Regions from separate parts of the Mus musculus genome. Here region 2 is linked to region 1. The links are chromatin loops, found by intact Hi-C in ENCODE. Cell type or tissue: left cerebral cortex. All regions are shown on one strand. Each heading gives the region's core, and the rest is flanking DNA. Links, peaks and the distances in the headings are about the cores only.

Evidence for each region. Peaks named below come from ENCODE experiments on the same cell type or tissue, not always from the same donor. Only the 100,000 strongest peaks of a DNase experiment are listed, where the experiment ranks them.
Region 2: it touches region 1 in a loop (6-fold over the local background); 10 of 42 quality-filtered maps call a loop at or near these places.

What each region holds. Positions count from the first base shown.
Region 1 is chr1:164,456,079-164,463,210 of GRCm38, forward strand. It overlaps Atp1b1 (ATPase, Na+/K+ transporting, beta 1 polypeptide), which reads right to left and starts at 2,277. Exons shown (of 6, transcript NM_009721.6): 1 at 1,683-2,277. The coding sequence starts at 1,779. Gm32391 (predicted gene, 32391) reads left to right here and starts at 2,445. Exons shown (of 4, transcript NR_168343.1): 1 at 2,445-3,662; 2 at 6,298-6,520; 3 at 6,679-6,759. In left cerebral cortex, for the core only: a CTCF peak has its summit at 2,340; DNase peaks (open chromatin) are centred at 247, 840, 1,402, 1,629 and 5 more places; H3K4me3 peaks cover 4,452 bases; H3K27ac peaks cover 4,397 bases.
Region 2 is chr1:164,747,364-164,763,322 of GRCm38, forward strand. No RefSeq gene overlaps it. Among named protein-coding and RNA genes, the nearest start is that of Dpt, 41 kb to the right of the region's middle. In left cerebral cortex, for the core only: no CTCF peak of the experiment used is centred there; DNase peaks (open chromatin) are centred at 6,609 and 8,546.

The sequences.
Region 1 (7,132 bases), core at 1-5,000:
GCTGTCCCATTAAATGTCGCTTTAAAGAACAAGCTGTTCCATACTGCCTTCCTTACCCTCTAAAGCAAATATTATTCAAAGAAGGAGTGTGAGATTGGAATGAGGAAAAGAAAGATGTTTTAAGAAGTGGAAAAACACTAGAGGGCAAATTTCACAAGGTCCCTGGCGTCAGTGCCACCCCCTTGGTCCTGTGATGCTGCTGCAGGGGCCAGACCACCAGGGAAAGCAGCCCTAGCCAACGTGGGAGGAGGGGCCAATTCCGCAGTGCACCTCCTAGGCCTCCTAGCTGAGTTACAAAGAGTTGCTAGGAAATAGCCCAGGCTGGTCATCCTTTACAAACCTCACATCTCTTCAGGTCTCTCCTTCCACGTTACAGAAACACGGGTATGCTACGGGCATACTCCCATGGAAGGACAGTCTCCACAAATAAAATGGAATATAAGGCGAAATAAAAAGCCATCCATTTAAGACTCCATTTTCCCATGGCTCAGGGATGCCTATGCTCCCTGGTAATACCGTGGAATGAATGAGGCGTCACCTTCATAACCTTGAAGAATGATGCATTATTAACCCTTTATTTTTGAGAGGCTCCCTAACTGCATTTTTTTTTTCTTTAGGAGGAAAAAAAATCATACATCCCAGCTTCTTCCTTTTCAAAATGTCAGCCAAGCGCTCTTTTCCCTGACTCATTCTCCAGTCTATTTCCATAGACCCTCCCCACACAGGAACGCAGCATCGCATCGTTAGTTTTCAGGGTTCCCTTAGTTCCTGCAATGCTGCTGCTATAGGGGTGGGAGGGGGAAGGAGGCGAGAGAGAAGGTAGAGGAGCTGGTGGTGATGGTGATACTGGAGAAGGAGGGGGGCAGTGATGCAGCAGAGGGGAGTTCCCTCCCTCCCTTCCGCAGTCACGACTCATGGATTTGTCTACAACTATGCCCTTCAAAATGACCTTAAAAAAAAAAACCTAGTACCTTTCCAGTGTAAGGAGGTAAAAAACAAACACGGTATGTAATTTTCAATGGGGTATGAGGGGGAGTCCAGCCAAGGAAGCAACAGGCTGCATGAAATGCTCTAATATAACCTGTTTCTTCGTTTGTATCATGAAGAGCTTAAAAACACCATGTCTAGCCAAGGCTTAAAAAACGAGCCATGAATGGAGCTCACTGGGCCATTTCTGGGCTGTGATGACTGCAATGTGTGAGGACTGCAGTGTGGATGCATTTCTTCTCCCCGTTCCTATCCATTCTAGATACATTTCTAGACTGGAAGAATGATGCTATCTATCGCAGCATCGTCTGCATTAGAACAGGTACGCTCGTGAGTTCTGCTCACGGCCCCAAATCTCGTTTTTCTAAGGTCTTGGGAGATGGAAAGGGAGGGTACATACATAGGCTCCTGGAACCTGACCGAATTTCCCAGGAGGAAAGGCTTAGGAAACGAAGATCCCTACCATACCCAAAACCCTAGCTCCAGCTCCCCACCCGAGGCGCATCCTGGGGACCCCCCACATTTGTCACTGGATGCCAAGCCCAGGGCCGCACGCTCCTAGCAGCTCCTACCACCCACTCCCTAACACCCTGGTCAGCCCCGCGGGCGCCGAACTGTCCGCAGTGCTCGCGTACAGACGCGCCTCCTAAGAAAAGCCAAGGCGCCGACGGCAGAGCCGCGGAGCGCGTACTTACACCAACTACCACCGGTCCTGCCCAAAAACTCCTTCTTCTCCGAGTTCCAGATGAATTTCTTCCAGCTGCCTTCCTCCTTGGCTTTTCCGCGGGCCATGGTGTCTGCTCAGCAGTGGCGGCCGAGGCCGAGGGAGGGCGAGTGCGGCGCGCGCCCTGGGCGTCCTCGCGGCGGCTGCTCGGTGTCCCCGCGGCCCGGCTCTGTCTCCGAAAGCGAGACGCGCCGCTGCCGCTGCGGCTCTCCGAGTGCGAGGCGCGCCGCGGAGCAGCCTAGGCAGAGCGGGAGGAGGGGGAGGTGCGGCGGGGGCGGAGGGAGGAGGGACGAGGGAGGAGGGCGCGCGCGGGCTGGGCGGCTCCGAGCCCCGCACCTAGAGGTGGGCGCGCGGCCGCTCTCGGGCTTTCCCCGCACTCCGATCGCCTTCCGGGGGGCTCAGCGAACCCCGCAGCTGCTGCTTCAAGCTGTAGCTGCACCACTCTGCTTGCTGTGACCTCTGGCGAGATGGACCAGGGACAAGGAGGGAAAGTCACCGGGAAGGGCGAGCGGAGTGGAGCGCGGGCTCGGCACACGGGCGCGCAGGCCAGGAGCCGAGAAATTGGCTGAGGGCGCACGCCCTACCTTTACTATATACCGCGCCTCCACCATCCGTAGCTCCGCCTACCGGCGGCACGGCAAGCCAATCGCCAGCGCCGAGAAGGCGGGGCCTGAGCCCCCGAAGGGGCGGGCGCGGGGCCCCGCACAAAGGAGCCGGCAAAGCTAAAGGGGCTGGCACCGCAGCAGGGGTGCGGAGAGGGACTGGGGGCGGGTGAGTACTGCTCCCGCAGCTCTGCTGGCCCTCTCTCTGCCCCGAGCTGTGCCTGGACAATCCTCCTCGTCCTCCCGGCCCCCGCTCGCCAATGCTGTGGCCTGCACCTGCATCGCTCTCTGGGAACCTCGGAGACCTCAACTCCTTCGTACTGGTCTTACCCCTTCGTACTGGTCGGGGTTTACTGCAGGTCCACCTCCCCTAGGCCATGGCCAGGTGGGGGAAGGTCACTCCAGGACGCTAGTGACTCTGCCCAGCTCTGCTCCGCCTCTCTGCTTATGCACCTGCCGCCCCCTCGCACTCTCTGCCACTGCGGTTGCAGTTCCGGCCCGTCCCTCTTCTGCAGGCCAGCCCAGCGGGCAGCCTCGGTTCCTGACTCCTGGTCTGTGCTTGTGGGCGGCCTGAACCACCTCAATCCGGACAATTGCCAAACCCACCCTGGGCTGTAGCTGGGAACCGGTTGTGGCTCCTGCCAGTCTAGACCCCGGGGAACAATTTATGCACGTGACCCAGCCACCTAAGACTCTCCTGGCCCAGGTCTGTGGCTGGTATTCCCATTGGCTTACTGTTCTGTCTCACTGGGGGCACCCCTACCCTATACTGTAGAATTCTTGGAATGACAGAGCACTTGGGAAGACCCAGCTCACATGTCAAGATGTCGCAGAGCACTGTGTTGGACATGACCATTCTTTCCATCCTTGTTGGCTGAAAATCCGCCCTTATTTTCATCCACCGAGCCCCTGAACAGCTTTCCACACAGCTCTTATGGTGATGACACAGCAGAAAACATGGCGAGGCTTCTGCAGTGGCTGCAGAAAAGCCTGTCCCTGGAGCGACCTGGCCGGTCGCGCAAAGAGCTAGCTTCTTATCAAAGACCTTCCCAACACAGAGATGGGTTCCCAAGACACCCTGCCATTTTCAAGGTCAATCTTGCAGGCCCAAGGACAAAACCGAAGGGATGCAAAAATGAGCTTTTTCTCATTAATCCCACTTGCAAGACTGAAGAAAACCTTAAAATACCCAAAATTCAGGGGAGACATAGCAACTGAGTCTCATGGAGTCCACAGGGGCTGCCGACCCACTGTGTCAAGGACAACTGTGAGAGCAGCTTGTTGAGAAAGAAGTCACTCTGCTTTGCCCCTGCAGCGTTTATTTTGGAAAAAACCCAAGTTTGTGGTTGGTAAGCTATTAGAAGAGACTGTACCTGTAGATTTGATGCCACTGTCTCTAGGCAGAACTTACATTGTGGAGGGGATTCCGCAGACCAGACCACTGGGAGGTGTGTGTGTGTGTGTGTGTGTGTGTGTGTGTGTGTGTGTGTGTACCTCATATATATATGAGGGAGGAAACCCCGTGGGCAGAATCAGGAAAAAAAAAACCATAAGGAATAAGTAGGGTGTAAGTAGCTTCAAAAGGGATGAGACTTGGCTGGAGTTTGATGGTTTCTGCCTATAATCCCAGACTGGAGATAGGCAGGAGGATTACACATCTGAGGAAGAAAGAAAAGTGAGTAAGAGGACTCTTAAGACTGATGCGGTGACCATTCCTCATAGCCAGTGTACCTCAAACCCCCAGAACAGTTTGCAAACAGTTCATCGTGGCAGGTTTTAAATCAGAACTTTCTTTACTATTGAGAAAGAAAGAAAGAAAGAAAGAAAGAAAGAAAGAAAGAAAGAAAGAAAGAAAGAAAGAAAGAGAGAAAGAAAGAAAGAAGAGGAAAAGAAAAAGGAAAGGAAAGAAAAGAAAAGAAAAGAAAAGAAAAGAAAAGTGCTGCCCCTTAGCTGTCGACTTGTATGATAAATGCCAGTTATACTGGGAGTGGGGAGTGGGAGACAAGCTTGCTTGACTTTCTTGCCCTTGCCCGGTCTTCCTTGGGTAGATTTCTCCCCTTCTCAGGTGAGTTCCTCAGCTCTGCGCAGGTCAGGCATGCAGGGCCATCGCAGCATCCCCCTTTAGGTTCCTTAGAATCATCCCTGTTCCCACCAGAGCTAGTGTTGCCATGGGAGAACATGATCTCAGCCCACTTATGTGGGACCCATTTCTGTCTCTGGCTCACCTCAAGCTCCACCTGCCCAGCCAGTCTCCACCATCTGGAGCTGTCTTATGCATTTCACCATCTTCCCATCTAGAGCAGCCCTGGGAAAACCGAGACAGAGAGGTATTCACATTCCCCGCTTCCAGGTCTGCCAGCTTCTCCACTTTGGTCAAGGCGCTTGTTCACCAGGGCTGTTCCCAGGGCTGTAAAATTAGAGTGATACATTGTAGCCAGGATTAAAAGAAGGATGTGGGAAAGTGTTAAGCACAGTGCCTGGTGCATAGCAAAAGCTATTAAGTAGCTAGCTTAACTATGATTCCTTCCACGTGACCTTGCCTAACCTTGAGGCTATTGGTATGACTTTATGACTGACCATCTTAACTGTGATACTTAACTAGGACTCTGAGTTCACCTGGAAGGTCACCCTGACTAATTCCCCACCCTCAATGCCACCTTTTCCCTCTCTTCCCAACGTGCTTCCTGCTCTATGACCTCGGCTAACTCAAGTAATGAATAACTCAAGCACATAATGTCCCTTTGGAGTGTACTGGGCTGGGCTTTTGTTCCAGGGCCCCTTCTGTGAAGGGTGCTGTACCAGCAGGTTGAAATCGAAATGTGTGTGGTTCTCGAGAGGGAGGGGTGCCTCCAGCAGGTGCAGCACACAGCTGGGTGTGGACCAACCAAGAGCGCTGTTCCCGCAGTACCTGTGCAAGTTCACTGGAGAAAGAGTGTATTCAGCTCAGTATAAGGGCTCAAGGAGAGAACAACTGTCAGACATCTTTCTGTGCTGGCTAGGGAAAAGAGATGGTTCTGGTATCCTATGATTGGTTCTGCCCAAGGTTAATATTCTGTGTGGGTGGACAGAGGTGAAGCATTAAACAGACTTGACAGCCGAGAACTGACTGGGGCGGGGCGTTATCCAAGTGAGGATAACAGATTCCAACTCCCGAAAACAGCCAGTTGCATTTGTAGTTGATAGAGCATTTACCTGGGGGGCAGAGACAGGGTCCAGCAGGTAAAAGCAGGATGAGATAGATATTCCTGACTGCAGCAAGATGGCCATCCAGAAACGGGGTTGAGAAGACGAGACTGAACACATCACCTATAAGATTCTTCTGCCCCTAGCCAGGGAGACTAAAATGGAGGTGCCCACAAAGGGAAGAGTGCGACTTGGCAGCCTGCTTGAGAGAACCAGAGCCGAAAACAGAACTCCCTGGAGCAGTCAGCTCTCTAAAGCCCTCTGGCAAACAGAATGCACTCAGGCTCTGCAGAGGCTGCGGAAGGCTGAGCTGCCAACCCCACGTTCACACACTCACACACGTGCTCACACACAGCGGGGTTCTTTTCGGCCAGCCCCGGAGTATTTTAAGTACAGAGTGGAGGGGCTGAGGGGATGAGTGCCGAGGTGACTCATCCTGGCAGCAGAAGCTGTGTGCACTGCAGAAGAAAATGGCTCAGTGGCAGGCCGTGGGGGAAAGCAGCTGGGGTGTACAGTTCTGCAGTTGGAGGGCTTGGGAAAAGGCTGTGGACCGGTCAACGTGGCTGGACTGTAAGTGGACAAGAGGCAGGGTTGAATACCCTCACCATCTATCAAGAAGGACTCCTGATTAGTCCACAGGGTGTCACTCTGCTTTATAATGGTTGCCTCATGGTTACTAGAGAAACTACTCTCTGAGAGGGATCCGGTTTCAGACACCTTGAATGGGCAAATGGAGACTAATAGGCACTGTCCTCCACTGCTTCCATTTGTGGTCTTTTCGACACGTTTCTATATCCCTAGGTCTGGAATGGAGTCTATGACCTATGTGAGGAGAGTATGAAAATAACAAATAGAGACCCTGTAGCCTAAGGATCAAGATTCTAGTTATCCTCATAGTCCAGAGGGTCGGACAAGAGGACCAGAAGTTCAAAGTCATCTTCTGCTGCATAAATCTGAGGCTAAGCTAGCTCCATGAGACCTTGCCTCAGAACCCCAAAGAGACCTTTTCAACCTAGCTTCTTTGGTAAGTTGTATTTTTCTTACCTTTCTTTGGAGGCCCAGGACGTTGCTTGGCTTGGAAACTGGAAGATAATTTTCTGCTGTTCTGTTTTCTAACTGATGAATCCACAAGACATCTGTGTATTGAGACAAGCTAAGCTTCTCCATCTCCTTCCATCTTAGGGCCTATATGGTGGAGGTGGCCGCAACCAAGAGAAAACGATATATAGAGAATGGTGTTGGCTTTGTTCTGGCAAAACAGAGGTGAGTGGTGTCGCCAACAAGTCATGACTCACCCATATGTTTGGGAGACCCGTGGGTTACTGGTACCAACTCTCTGGAGCTTTTGGAGGACCGAAGCTGCTCCTTCACACCCCAGTCAGGGCTGGACTGATTGAATTCCTCTAGAGTATCTGCACCAAAGAAGGCATCTTCTCTCAGCTTTAGAAATAAAGCCGTTGGCCTGAGTATGTATGTCGGTGGTAGAGCACTTGTCTAGATGCGTATGTAGGCTCAGTCGCCAGAAGTAAGGATGAGGGTCTGTAAGGAGTAGTGTCAAGGTAGCCCCAATTACCAAGGAGGTTTGCTTTAAGGCAGGAGTGATAGTTTTCTCAAAATAAATATATATATGTAAATT
Region 2 (15,959 bases), core at 4,176-9,175, 300 kb after region 1:
GTGGTTATTTATGTCTGTGAAAAGTACAATGCCTGAACATATGCTTTAATTGTTTAAATATATGAATCTTAAAGCATCCAAGGAAGGGGGAAGCATGCTGTTTGCTTAAGCCAACAAAGAAGGATGAAGTATAGTCATGGGATATTAAACCAAACCAAACCAAACCAAACCAAACCAAACCAAACCAAACCAAACCAAACCAAAACAAAACAAAACAAAACAAAACAAAACAAAAAACCAGGCAGGAAAAGAAAGGAAGGGTAGAAGTAACAGATGAGATATGATGAAGTCGAATCTGTTATATGTCAGAATTACAACCAACAATGTCAATAATCACATTACATGTAAAGATGAATGACAGCCTGATAAAAAAGCAATGTTTTTAAGGTTAGACTAAGGAACGATATACAAACATATACTTCTCATAAGAAAATAGCTTTGAATAAACACAAATGGGTTAAAAGTAAAAGAATGTTAAAAATGTACAATTAATACACTTTGCTAAAATGTAAAACTAAATAGCTACATTAGTATTAGATTTTGTAACAAAAATTACTAGAAATGAAAAGTTCCATTTAATAAAAGAGGAGTTAGCTTAGCAGGAGTATACACAATTAATAAACTTTAATATAATAAATAAAAAGTCACAATGCAGAAAGAGCTTCAAGGATGATAAGAGCTGTAAATAGATATAGACACACCCACAAGCACAGGGACGATTTTCTATAACTGACAGAGCAGGTGGAGAGGGAAGTAGTAGGTAAGGAAGACTTGAACATTTATCAACTGACTCGATCTGATTAGCATTTATACAACGCTCCACCTACATCAAACGTTTATCCAAATGATCATCTTCAAGGCAAAACTATATTCTGAATGAATCGAAGGGTATTTAACATTATATTTTATAAAGCATGCATTATGACTATAGATAAGTTAAAACACTAGAAGTTGAGGATAAGGTATTTCAAAAGCTAGTGACCTCAGGTCTCAATGTAAGAAACTAGGAAAAATAAGATGATGAAGGGAAAGAAAGTGTGCAAAAGGAATGGGGTGAGAAGAGAAATTCACTGAAATAAAGGAAAACAGTGGAGAAAAATAGTAAGTGGAAAAACTGACCTTTCTTGAAGATAATAAAATTGCCTATGACTGATTAGGAGAGAAAGAAACCAATCCTCACTGGAAGGAGAGGAGTTGTGTAGCTTCAGCATCGATAGACATTAAAATGGTAAATAAGGGAAATTTGTCAGCTATTAAGTCAACAAGTTTGACAACTTGGATGAAATGGGATCAATTCTAGAAAACACACAGACCACCAAAGCTTACTCAAGAAATAACACGTAAATGGAATTGCTGTGTATCCATTATGAAAATTAAATTTGCGGCTCTAAATATTTTGTAAAGAAAACTTTTAAACTACACATCTTCACCACATCCATATACAGGTAGTGCCAACTCTATACAGATTCTGTCAAAGAAGCAAAGAGGAGGAAATGCATCCCAACTCAATGATGAGGCCAGCAAGATTCTGAATCTAAAACAGAGAAAGAGAAAAACAGTCATAAGGACATCACGGATATATACTGCTCATAACTAAACTGTTTAAAAATATTGGCTTTTCCAATATTTATGTGTATGTGTGCATATGAGTATAGGTGCCCAGCAAAGCCAGAAGAGGATATTGGATCTTTAGTAGCTGGAGTTATAGGCAGCTGTGAACGACCTAATGTGTGTGGCTGCTGGGAACTGAACTCAGGTCCTCTGCAAGAGCAGCAGGTGTTACTAACCCCGGAGTTATCCCTCCAGCCTCATAAATGTAGGCAAACTCTTCAATTAATCTTGGAGAAAATGACATTTTTATATGAAAAGAGAATACTTTATGAATAAATGTACTTCATCATGAAATGTAACATTGGTTTAACATCTAAATAATCAACCGATGCAATCTGCTATGCAGAAAAATATGAACAAAAATTCAAAGCCCATTGCTTGTTAAAACTCAGCACTATAGTAAGAGAAAATTCTGGTAAGAGACATCTAGAAAAATTCTACAATGAGTAAAATAACACTGAAAAACACTAGGAAAAGTACTGAGGAATAGGTACTGTAACCAGGTTGTTTACATTATACTGAAAGTCCCAACCGATGGAAGGAAGGAAGGAAGGAAGGAAGGAAGGAAGGAAGGAAGGAAGGAAGGAAGGAAGGAAGGATGGGAGGGAGGGAAGGAGGGAGGGAGAGAGGGAGAGAGGGAAGGAGAGAGAGAGATAAAGAAAGAAAGAAAGAAAGGAAAGAAGGAAGGAAGGAAGAGAGAAAAAGAGAGAGAATGAAAGAAAGAAAGAAAGAAAGAAAGAAAGAAAAGACAGACAGACAGACAGACAGACAGACAGACAGACATTTACTCTTGCCAATAATATGCTACTCTTTGTAGAAGTTCAGCAGAATCTTATCAGTAGCTCTGATAATTGAACATAACAGGTTTGCGGGATGCAAAGGTGATACACAAAATCAATTATATTTATACACATTAACCACAAGCAATTGTATATCATAAATTGGCATTTATAGTAGCAAAAATATAAACAATGCAGAGTAATAAAGAAGACAAGAGAGGTCTAATCCCTGCAAACTGGAAACTATACAAACATTCCTAACAGAACTCAAAGAAGATCTAGTAAGATAAGCTATTTTAATGGATTCGGGAATTGTCATGGCTTGGGTATTTGCATCCCTGAAAAGGCTTTGTGTGGCTTGATTGTAAGTTTCTGGATTTCTGGGGTGTGACTGGATTGTAGGAGCTCTAGCTTCATCAGTGGATACATTAGTTGGTTCATAATTTGATGCATTGTTGGAAGATGGTAGAAACCAGGGAAGTAGGTCACTACGGGCATGTCTCTGAAGGGCACATCTTGTTCCTGCCTCTTTCTCTCAACCTCTCTGCCTTATGTCCTCCACAAGTTCATGGCTCTGATTTGCCATGAACTCCCTACCTTATTCTTCCCCACTCTTACACAGGACCAGTGAGATAAGTAGTGATGGATTGAAGACCCTGAAACTAATCCGGAGGAAAGCCTTCCTAAACTGGTACAGGTGTTTTTGTCATCATGATGAAAAATGGCCAACTCCGAGGATTCATTCTTAGATGCCCACTTCCCTACCCACATGTGAGCACACCTAAATAAAAACATGGAGACAGTGTCAGACAGACAATGATGCACCGGGCCTCCCTTATGTAGTCGGTAATTATATATAGTACCCTAGGCACGTAGGACAAAGCTTAGCAGTTTCTTTCAAAACTAAACCCATACTTACAGCTCAGGAAATACAGTCCTTCTCATTCATTCCAGAAACAGGAGAACTTACATATGAAGAAAAATCCATGTGTACAATTGTTGGCCGGTTTATATGTGATAACCCAAATATTGGAGCAATCAAATACCTTTTTGTAGGTGAACAGATGGATGATGAATGTGGCATATTCAAACTGTAGAAGGGTGATCCCAATGGAATATATATATATATATATATACCCTCAAATTTCAGTTTTGGGGTTGTGCATTCTGTGGGTTTGGATAAATATCTATTGACAGCATCTCTAAAATCTTCTATGTTCTATCAATGACTCCTCTTTTCCCTAGGTCCTAGCAACCACTGAACTTTTTACTCTCTATATGTTCACCTTTCCCCAGAATGTTATGATAGTTCGGAATATGTTACATTTTTGATTACCTTCTGTCATGCTTATGTGAAATGTTTATGAAGTTCTGACTTTTTGTGGCATGAAGATTCTTTTTGTTTGGGGCTAGATTATATTCTACCATCTGGGTGTATTGAACTTATTATCCCTTCACCTATGGGACACCAGGTTTCTTCTCAGTCTTGTCATTTCTGAATAATGCTACTTTATCTGTATTCAGGTTTTATATGGCCACACATATTGAACTTACTTAAGTGAGGTCTAAGGAGTGTGATTGTTCTTATAGAGACTTATAAAGTGACTGTACCACTTTATACTTCCACAAGCAATGAACTTGAATCCTGTTGTGTCTCCTCATCATTTGGTGTGGCCAGTTGTTGTTGTTTTTAATCCTAAACACTTTAATTGGTATGAGGTAGTAACTCATTGTAGTTTTAGATCGTGTTTCTATGTCAACATATAGAGAGAGACGATGAGTCAATGAACAGTTTTCAGAGGGAAGGGATGACTGAGGATGGTGGACAGGATGCGTATAAAAGCAGTTGCGTTAGAGGCATTTTTGGAATGATGAACAGTTTGTACTATGTTTGTGGGGATGGTTAGGCAATTCTACATGTGTTGCAAAGATATAAAACTGCACACACAGCGAGGAGATGTTGACACATGCCTTTAATCCCAGCACTTGCAAGGCAAAGGCAAGTAGATCTCTGTGAGTTCAAGGCCACCTTGGTCTACAGAGTGAGATCCAGGAGTTCCAGAGCTAAAACAGAGAAACCTTGTTTTAAAAAAATAAAACAAACAAAACAAACAAACAAAACAAACAAACAAACAAACAAACACAAAACACCAAACAGAAAAACTCAAAAAACAAACACACACACACACATGATGCATGGTTTTATTGGTTCATAATGTGTTAACTCTATTATGAAAATGTTGGGGTAAATAAGTTGAAGGCTCTGTGAATCTATATCACTTTTGCAACTTCCCCTAAATCTATAGTTATTTCAAATAAAAAGGTTTTAAAATGTCAATTGCCCCCCAAATGATGAAGAGATTCCAGAGAGTATTATACAAGGCCCAGAAGGTGTTTTTACAGGAACTAGAATGCTGACTTAGAACTTTAGGTCAAATTCAAAAGAACTAAAGTCATCAATGAGCCCATGCAGAAGATGGAAGAAGTTGGAACATTTAAGCTATCTCACTTACCGTAAATCTACAGTAATACCAAGATGTAGACTGTTGATAAACAGATCAATAAAACGATTCAGAATAAAGCTCACATGTGTATGGTCAGTTTGCTTTTTAGATAAAAATGAAGAGATAATTCAGTGGAGGGAAGAGAGCAGCCATTCCACCAACTGTGCTGCACAATCAGCCACGTACAAGGAAATGAAGTAGAATTGTATCTCAGGAGGACACATGCTTAACAAGAGCAAGGCTTTGCTTCTTACACACACACACACACACACACACACACACACACACACACACACACGCATGCACACCATGTAAACATCCCACACACAGTATGCATGTGCACATTAGTACATGAAACACTTTGCAATCTTTGCAAACTTTCTAGTTTGGGGTTTAGCACCTCTACTGTGCTAATTAATTAATTCATCTAAGAAACTTTGACAAAATGATCACTCTTCTTAACTATTTAATTTTTATTCCTTGACAATTTCACACACATATACAGGGAATTTTGATGTTTTCACCCCCATTTCTTTCTCTCATTCCCCTTCTGTGTTAATTTGAATAAAGTGTTGCACACAAGTCTCAGGGATTTAAATTCTTCATCCCCAGCTAGTGGCTGTTTGGGGAAGATTAGGAGATATGGTATTGCTGGAGGAAGTATGTGACCAGGGGAGAACTAACAGTTTCAAAAGACTCTAGTTCATCAGCTTTCTTTGCTGTCTGTTTATGGATCAGGCTGTGAGCTCTCGGCTTCTGCTCCAGGGCCATACCTGCTTGCCTGCTGCTATGATGTCTGCAATGATGGTCATGGACTCTGAACTGGCTAGAACTGTCAGCCCCAAATACGTCTTTTCTTCTCTAAGTTGTCTTGGTCATGTTGTTTTATCACAGCGATAGCAAAGTACCTAATATATACACTCCTGCTGCTGAAACATTTATTTTATTCCCAAGAAGTCGGCATCCTAAATCTATGCCATTGAGTGTGAGAGCCACTGAGTTTAACTAGGATTGCTTCCAGGAGCCCAAGGTTATTTCCTGGAGCATGAACAGCTTATCTGTGGCTACACTACTGAAGAAAATGATAGTCACCAGCCTTCATTAACTGTCGGTAGTCCCCCGAGGGAGGGAGGGGCCTCATAAGCCCCTCCCTTATCCATGATGGATGGTTCACCAGGCCAATCTTATTCAGATCTTGTGGAGGAAAACACATCTGCCCTGAGTTCATGAAGGCAAAGGCCATGTCAAGTCCAGAAGGCACCTACTGCAGTGCACCCTTCCCATCCTCTGGCTCTGATGGACAGATAATACCGCACTTAAGGCTGAGCATGCCCCTGTCAATCATTTGTAGTGTTCTGACCCGTTATGAGTCTGTATATTAAAATGTTTACCCTTTAATATAAAGTTGCCATAGAGTTGGAGATCAGAAAGACCTCATTTGCAATTCTGGCTTTGCCACAGGCTGACAGTCTTCAGGTAGGCTGCTTAACTCCTTGAAGAGCTCTGACAACCTGTACATGCATTTGTGATACATTTGCTTGTCTAAAGCTGATAGTTGAGTGACATCATATTTTTTGTGTGTGCCACTCTCTTGCCAGGAACACATTAGAGTCAATCAGCATCCAATTGTTACACTTCTGCCTGCCTTGGCTCTAAGAGCAGCATCTGCCTTCACAGTCTGCCTTCCTTCTTCCATGGGGGTTGGTTGGTTTCAGAATGGGATGAGTCAGCATAGTTCCGCACCTCACACAGAGAACTCACTCATTTTCCTTAAACCCCTCAATCCTTTCCAAGCCCATGAGCATCCCTTGGCAGCTCCACACACCACACGCCCATCTGAGAACACTCACCAGGTAAAAGCGAGGCACTTCGGCTCACTCTGAACTTTTCAATACACTGTCAGGGACTAACTCCATGGTGAATACCTCTGAATGCATTGATTTCTTTAGAGCAATTTGATCCCCACAATCCAGAGCTGACTTCCCTGAGGCCAATCAATACATCAATGGAAATATAAATAAATCAAAATAAAACTCTACACCTCTAGAACTCATGTGGACATCATAATATGACTACTATCTAAGACACTCTTTTTAGTCTCACTTCTTTTGTGTGTAGGTTTTCTCCAAAATCAGTAGTCTGTGAGGACAAGAATACTTCTGAAACATATAAATGGCTTAAAACCATCCACAGTTTTTATTTGATGCATTGGTTTTGATGACATAAACAATGTCACACACAGTCATGCTTCTTTTTATTAGATATTTTCTTTATTTACATTTCAAATGCTATCCTGAAAGTCCCATATACCCTCCCCCAGCCCTGCTCCCCAACCCACCCACTCCTGCTTTCTGGCCCTGGCATTCCCCTGTACTGGGGCATATAATCTTTGCAAGACCAAGGGCCTCTCCTCCCATTGATGGCTGACTAGGCCATCCTCTGCTACATATGCAACTAGAGACACAGTTCTGGGAGGTACTGGTTAGTTCATATTGTTGTTCCTCCTATAGTGTTGCAGACCCCTTTAGCTCCTTGGGTAATTTCTCTAGCTCCTTCATTAGGGGCCCTGTGTGCCATACAATAGATGACTGTGAGCATCCACTTCTGTATTTGCCAGGCACTGGCATAGCCTCACAAAAGATAGCTATATCAGGGTCCTGTCAGCAAAATCTTGCTGGCATATGCAATAGTGTCTGGGTTTGGTGGTTGTTTATGGGATGGATCCCCTTACTCATCTCTCACCACCTCAGACACCTCAGAGTTCTTAGCTCAGGTATTTTCTCTTTCTCAGGGATTCCTTTCCTTCTTTTGACTCGACTCATCTGGAAGGTGGAGCCACAGTTGAAGCTACATGTCCTCCATGAAACTTAGAGTTCATGGTATCTGTTTACATTCTCAGCTTCCCATGGCCTTCAGCTGTGGGGCTGGGATTTTAGAAATCCATATTAATCTCTAGCTGTGGGAAGTTGAACAAGGTATTTGCTCTTCTCATCCTATATCATCTGTAACTTCAAAATGAAGACACTAGCAGGACACTCAGGACCATTGTGAGGACTGAACGAGGCAATGCACATGGAAGTTCTTTGCAAATTGAGCCAGGGTAAACAAATAAAATGGTTACTTATGCCTCAAATAGCCCTCATCCCAGATTGCCTTTCTTGTGTGTGGATATGGCTCCTGATTCCTTTTGAGAAATGCTGTGAAGGTCGAGCTGTTTTATCCATCTTTACAACCCCTAACATGCTTTACACATGCAGGCATACATTAGGACATGGAACGGAGAGTATTTAGTATGGGGTGGAGCCGATCTTCTCTTCATTCAGCGAAGCAAATTATCCATCGCTGCATCATTTCTCTATTTAGCCAGCAATCAATACACACATTTGCCCTTACAATGTTTTACTAGAAGATTGCTTTCATGGGGAAGAGGGTGAGTTAGGCCCCCCCCCCCCCGCCACTGTACCCCAATGGGTACCACATGTTCAAAGCCTGCAGAGCAAGTCACCAGCACAATTCATCAAATGATTATAGGAATTCAGGAAACAGCAAGTCCTCATTAAACCAAAATAACAATCCGCAGCAGATGCATGCTCTATTTTCAAACTATGCCCTTGTGTTCTATTACCCCAGAGTTGTGGAGTCAAAGCTTGTAACAGAGTAACTGAGCTGGAAGCCAAAATAGGATGATTGTGCAGCTCTTGTGGAGAAGTCTAAATCGGAATTGCAGATGTTTATAGCCAAAGTCAAGAACATCTTCCATCTGAGGAGGGAACACAGAACTCAACTATTGCTAATGTCATAACTTTAAAAAAGAAGAATAGTGTTGAGATTTTTACTGTGAACCCTTTTATGTAACCACTTCCATTTTTAACTAGTCCTCCTGGTAGACCTGGGCTTCTTCCCTCTTTGTATTCCCAACAGTCCAGTCTCTGCACATCTCTGATTAGCACATTGCACACTGTCTGGGAACAAGATCTACTTACACTTCAATCCAGTTAGACTTAGTTTCTTTCTTTCTTTCTTTCTTTCTTTCTTTCTTTCTTTCTTTCTTTCTTTCTTTCTTTCTTTCTTTCCTTCTTTCTTTCTTTCTTTCTCTTCCTCTCTCTCCTTCCTTCCTTTCATTCTTTCTTTCTCCTTTATATGTATATATGTACATATGTGTGCATATGTGTGCACACACATGTGTATATGTATGCAGAAACCAGAGTCAGACACTGGGTGTCTTCTTCTGTTACTTCTCCGTATTTTTTTTCCAATTCAGGGTCTTACTATATCACTATGGCCTGGAAATCTCTGTACAGACCAGGCTGACCTTGAATTTATAGAGATCTGCTTGCTTCCAGCTCCAGAGTGCTGGGATTAAAGATGAATTGCACTGTTCCCAAGCCAGTTAAACATTCTTAAGAGAGCATAGAGACTGAATTAGTTAAGTGGTGCTAAGTTTGGGCATTGTCCTTGTAGAAAGAAAGGTTGATGTACCACTAGATGTGATTCTTCACTTCTGAAGAGAGTTATGAGTGTAAGTAGACATTTATGAGCCCTTACCATATAGAAGAGCCGGGGCTATGGGAGAGGGGAGAGGTAAAGGGGGTGGGAGATAAAGGCTTAGATTTACCATTTATTTACTTGGCAAAGAACTTTGGGCAAGGCTTTTGATCATTCTGAGTGCCAAGTTTTTTTTTTTTAATTAAAAAATTTATCTGACAAATGATTTGAAGAATGCATGTTATAAGCCAGCTGTTGTGCAAGATGTTAGGGAAACAGTGATAAATGGGATGTGGGCTTTCTTTGAAAATAAGTATTACTTACAGCACGACAGAGATAAATGAATGCTACTTAAGGTGGGGCCAAGATAGAAATGGTTCCATTTTGAAAAACAGCCACTCTAGTCCTGGAAGATCAGGACAGATTTCTGACACAATGGCATTCAAGAGGAGCACATGACGATTCATCATGCCAAGACTAGGAAGGAAGAGGAAGTGAATCAGGCAGAGGGACAAGAAGCACAAACTCCCAGACAGCAAGAGGCAGGGATACATTTAAGGACCTGTAAGCATTTTAGTATGAGCTGTGAGAGTATGCAAGAAGGAGAGACAAGTAGGCGGGTCTAAACGATGAAACATCTTGGTGGTTGGTCATAGAAGGCTGGCTTCCATTCTCAATAGAATCTGAAAAGCCATGAAGGTGTTTTTAACTAGGGAAACTAATCAGTGAGATGATATTTTAGAGATGTAATTATTTTTGCAGGGCAGAAACTGCATTAGAAATAGGAAGGCAAGTTAGGAAGCCGTCAAGAGTCTAGATGCAGAACAAAGACACTATGAGTCAAGACAGTGGTTTCAGAAATAAAAGCAAACCAAAATGTTGGATTCTAGAGACAAGGAGGTGAGGGTGCCAATTACTGTTTGTCACATACTCATTAAACATTGTATACATGTACTAAAATGTCACACTACCCCATAAACATGTACAATGACCATGAGCTGATTAAAAGAGGTTAGATATCACTGTAAGTAAGTAATTAAGTAAGTAATTAACAAACTGAATTTCAATAGAGTGTTGGCAATTGGCTGCTGGCTTAGCAATGAGAAATGTATTTAACGCAACCATCATTGTGACTCGTTTTTTACACTTGATGCGCCCGCGTGTGTGTGTGTTTTCAGACAGCATCAACTAGAGCATTTGCAGTTTTAACCATGCAAACCACAAACACAGACCTCAGCTTCTACCCGTGCTTCCTTTCCCTCTGTAGAAAGAGAGGGTGCTTGTCCTAGAAATGTCAGTTTCTTTCATCGGGCCCTTCAAAACCATTGCCTCAAGAAATTACCACTGTTAACACTACCAGTCCTACATCTCTCTTCCCTTTTCCACAGGATGGGCATCCTCAGGAAGCAAGCACAGAACATCTTGTACACATAAAACATGTTATTGTGTGCTTAGGGATCTATATACCTGTCAGTTAATATTAATAGTTAACAGGAAAGGAAAAAAAATCTATATTTAAGTGTGTTGGAGACACAGAAGAATTATATAATCATGGGAATAAGTTGGGAAAGACTTATGGGGTGAGGGTACCTGTGAAAATAAGCAATCTATGTTGGCTGTTTGTAGGTCTTTTGTTGGTATTTTAAATAAAGTGTTAGAAAGTCTAATTTCATGGAATATAACACCAGTGGCATGTGGTATACTTTGCAAGTAAATCCTTTTATTTTCATATTTCTTGCTCATAGAAAAGGTTATTTTTTTTTTTACTTTGATATGACTGTTCCGGCATGGGAGGAGTTATTACTATAGCAACCACTGCATTTAGCACATGTCCAGCTGGAACACAGAAAAGGTTTCTACCTCTTTAAATAGTAGTGACATGATTCAAGGATGGGAGGCTTCAAAGCACGGTGGATATAGAAGAGAAAGAGATGAAGGAAAAGGAGAAGGGTGGAGGCAGAGATGCATTCAGAAAGATGTGGATAAAAAAACAATCTTTTCAATGACAAATGAACAGACCAATAAAACTTTGCACACATGGGCAGGGTGGGGGGACTTGGAAACATGGAAATGAGTCAGATTTGATGTTCCACATCTACTCAAAGATGCATATTTCACAGGAGTACCCTTCATACCTGCTGGATGCTATGGAAACTCTCCCTGTGTATATGTGACTGCACAAGGCAGACATCAAGTCACACAAGTGACACAGGGACTTAAGAAGGGGTCAGGAAAGCAGAGTGGCCCTACCCATATGGTTTCATTCCAAGTTAGTGTTACATACTCAAGGAGTTCTGGGGACCAAAGGGATAGGTTTGTCACCACCTGGTAAATGAAAAGCCACTAAAATACCAGTTTACATAGGAAATCTACTACTATATACACAGCAGGCTGAGGAATCTTGGAGAAAGGACACTCCCGGTGATGGAAGCCTGTCTTCTCAGAGCAAATCTGCACCTGTTTTCCTCTGAGCACATCTGTTCCCTGACCTGTGCTTTGTTTTCTCTTTATTAAAGTGGGGATGCAGGGGCAGGAGCCAGGGCTGCATCAGTTAGAAGGCTGAAATGGGAACCTGTGAGCACTGAACAAGTTACAATTTCCAACTAGCTTAACAATAAAAAAATTTATTGGACCGTGAAATGGAAAATTTCAGACAGACTGGTGGCTCGTGCCTGTAGCTTCAGTATTTAGAAGGCAGAGCAGAGAGAAGCACTGTAGGGAGGAGAGTGACTACATGGAGACTGGTTGTTGTTGTTATCATTTTGGTTTCCAGACACAAGGCAGTTGCAAATGTGAACACACAGCAGTGTGACAGCATGCCTAAGGTCTGTGCAAGATCATGTCAGATAAAATTCCAGTATGGTGGATGGAGGTGGGGTTCTATGGGAGGGTTGTCAGGAGTCTCACCCCTAACGAAGGCGCTATTAGCAGTTGAAAGTGGGGGAGAGAATCAGTTTTCTTTAAGGAGGAGGCCACCAAGAGGCTATTCCTGTATTAGTAGTAGATGGATGGTCCTGTGTCTTAGAACACACAGGCAAGCGCTAAGTGTACTTTGAGTTTAAAAATGACAAAATTGGGAGGGAGTAATGTTAGGGGGATAAGAGAATGATTAGAAGGGAGGGAATAGGGTGGACTTGATCAAAACATGCACACACACACATACACATTCACACATAGACACATTCACACACACATTCACAGCACTCGCAGAGACACAAAGGCGTGAGCATGCACACACACACTCATTCACACACACATACTCTCACACACACACATAGACACACACACACACTCACCAGTATACACAGTTCTCAAACAATAAAATATAATTTAGACAAAAGCAACTTTAATGTTAGAAAATTCTAGTAGGAGCGGTGCCTGGAAAGACAGCTCAAGGGTTGAAGACTCTCTTCCATCATGCTGAGGAAATCATTTCATTCCGTCTCTGATGAGGGACTAAAGGATGGAATCAGGGAAGATATGTGATCAGATCTATGTTTCCCTCAGGTAATCAACCTGGAAGAAAAGATGAGGGTTCTAGGTGATAATGTTTTGTGTTGCTAGATAAGATAGTAGTACTAAACCTACGGAAGCTATTGGAAGGAGGAGGAGCATATTGGGAGAAAAGGCAGTTACCCCAGGACACCCAGAGATGTAAATGTTTTTGGGAGACACAGGTCTTTGCTTCCCATTGTACTCAGGAAGGGGTGTGGCCTTCAAACATTGCTTGTGTAATTGTCCCCCCTTTTAAACTTACATGTAGTATTAAACTGGAGGATTTAGAAGCGGTCTTATGATATTCAGAAGAAACATGTTTGTTGTTTATACCTTGGCTACCCCTTTAATGTCTGAATTTATTCTCTAAAGTGTTCTTTAGGTAAATCGTTGAGCCAAGTTTCCCCCTGTCAGAAAATGACATTTCTCCCAGGAAGTGATGTTCACTGAATCACCCAAAGTCTTCTTAATTTATCAGAGATTCTCCATCGTGGCTCAACAAGCCAACCAGGCACTCTTCAGTCCCTTGTTGGGGAGTGGTCTGCACATGGAGGAGGTGATGTCAGTCTGCCCTGGTAGCCCTATGAGCTAATGTTTCTTGGAAAATGGTCATATTTCCATGCTGCCATTATTCCGAGTTCCTCAAACTTCTTGGGTGAATTCTATCTAGATTTAATTTGTGCTTTGTTTAAAGCATAAATTAACTTGGAGCTCCAACTTGGAACACATATCATTTGTGGATGGACCGTGACAGCTGTAGAATGTGTTCCTTCTGGAACACAGGAGACTGGAGATAGGACTTGAGTCTTGACCCCTGTGCATAAATTTCTGGATCAACTGCTGGCCAAGCCATTGCCCAAAAATAGAATCATTAAATAGCCATCATAGGAGACAACTAAAGCAATCAGACTGGAATGGATATGCTGTCTCTTTTTGAGTATTTAGATGACTGAATTGGATCTTATACTATGTAGACACTTCTCCTTTAAAAGCTTAAATGATATCTGAAATCTACCTACTTAAAGGGCTCTTCTTATTTATCATACTTGATATGTAACTAAGTTAGTATTGACATTCAGGTTAAGTTTATAAAGATGTGTGGGAGGTCACATATGAGTATCCCATCTGCTCACCCCATCATTCCTTTTATTAATTTAGACATATATCCCAATTTGTTTTGGGCCACCTACTGTTTCCATGCTACTCATGAAGACAATTATAAAACACAACTCTCACCTCAAAGAAACTAAGATTCGACTTATTCTTGGGCCAAATATGAGTCACCATGGCCTGGAAATAGGAATTTAGGTTTCTTCTCCAAATACGTTCAACGGTTGAAACAATTTCATGAACTTTTTATAGCTACAGAACAAAAGAAAGTCATAAGTCAAGGTTTCTTTAGTTTGCTTTCTTTTCAAAATCCTTCAATGACAACATCAGGTGGGCAGGTTTAGCACAGCAAAGACATCTCTGCTGTAGGTTCGAGATGTTGTGTGGTATTGGTGGAAACTAGTGAGATATGAACACCCCAAAGGTCTCATGTGATGTCAGAAAGATGTTAGGTCAAATACACAGGTGGGCAATAAATGGCTATTAAGGAGCTAATGAGAGCCTGAAGTAATTTAATTATTGGCTTTCAAAATCTCAACAATCTATTATCATACAGTTCCAATCACTCAACCAGAACTACAGAGTCTAACATAAGTATGACTCTATCCCCTGGGGAATATTTAGTTCTTAGCACTATACAATCAAATAAACATGACTTTTCTCTCTTAAGAAACTTTGAGGAACTAAAAAGTCTTAATATGTAGCATGAAGTATTATGTTCAAGTTGCTAAGAATGTGAAGATAGCTGAGGAATAGATAAAAGACAGAGACTAAAAAAGAATCCAAAAGTGACAATTTCCATGTTCTTCATTAATATATAAGCTTTGGGACCCTAAGGATGGGATGAAAGTCACTATTGATTAAATTTTACAGGGTTGATATAGTTTTATGTTTTGTTTTGTTTGGAAGGGTTTTTTTTGTTTTTTGTTTCTTGTTTTTGTTTTGCTTTGTTGTTGAAACATGGAGAGAACGGTAGAAAAACAACCAGGAATTCTAGGTCATATGGAAAAATGAGTAAATGTTTGCCTTAATCTTGTGTCTTTTTTTTTCTTCTGTTGCACACACTGGCAAACTTGCCACATCTGCTTCTTTCACCCTGCCCGAGTTATTTCCCTGCTGTCCACCAGGAGGCCTGGGCATGGCCTAGCTCAGAGGAACCTTTCCTCACCAAGGGGATAGTAGAAAGATCCAGAAGTGCATGAGTAAGGCCTTTTATAAGCACCTAGTGTTCTGTGGCTGTTTGGATTAGTGTGTTTGCATTGGTATGTGTGTATTTATCTCTTACTGTAGCTATTATGAAATAAATATAATAAATTATTATGTGACTTCTCTCCTTTCAGCTATCAAATATGAAAAGAGAGACAACCTTCTCCTTTGTAGGACAGAATGGTGGTGATTTTGTTTAAGAACAAGATTCATGATTAACTTCAAGCCTTATTCAAACTCTTCCCACTGTTGTGAGGAGAAAAATCCATTCATCTACTGTGGTCTCGATCACTAGGTTCTCATCTTCATTTAAAGGACTCTGCATCTAATTTCAGTCACCATCAAGATAATAACTGTAACCAGGAGTGAAGGAACACCCTATAGAGAGTTTACCTCACAATTCACCTGAACTAAAGTGATGACAAATTGCTTTAATGACTCCCTCAGAGATGCTTAGCAGACTCAACCATCCACTGGTTGCTTCCCTTTGTAGTGTCCCTCATCCTCCCTTGACGTAACCCACATGTTTAAAAGAGTCATGATCAGAGATCCAGGCAAAGCTATATATGTACAAATATCTGTTCAAAGAAATAACAGTGATATTTATTCTGAATTCTATTTATAAATGTAAAATTCACCTTGGATGAGCATTTGCAAAGAACGTTTATAATTTCGTCAATACTAAATTATTTTAATCCCCAAGATGATTCTCAAGAAGACAAAGATACAGCAAAACTCAGAAGGAAAATTTGCTTAGATCCAGGACTTA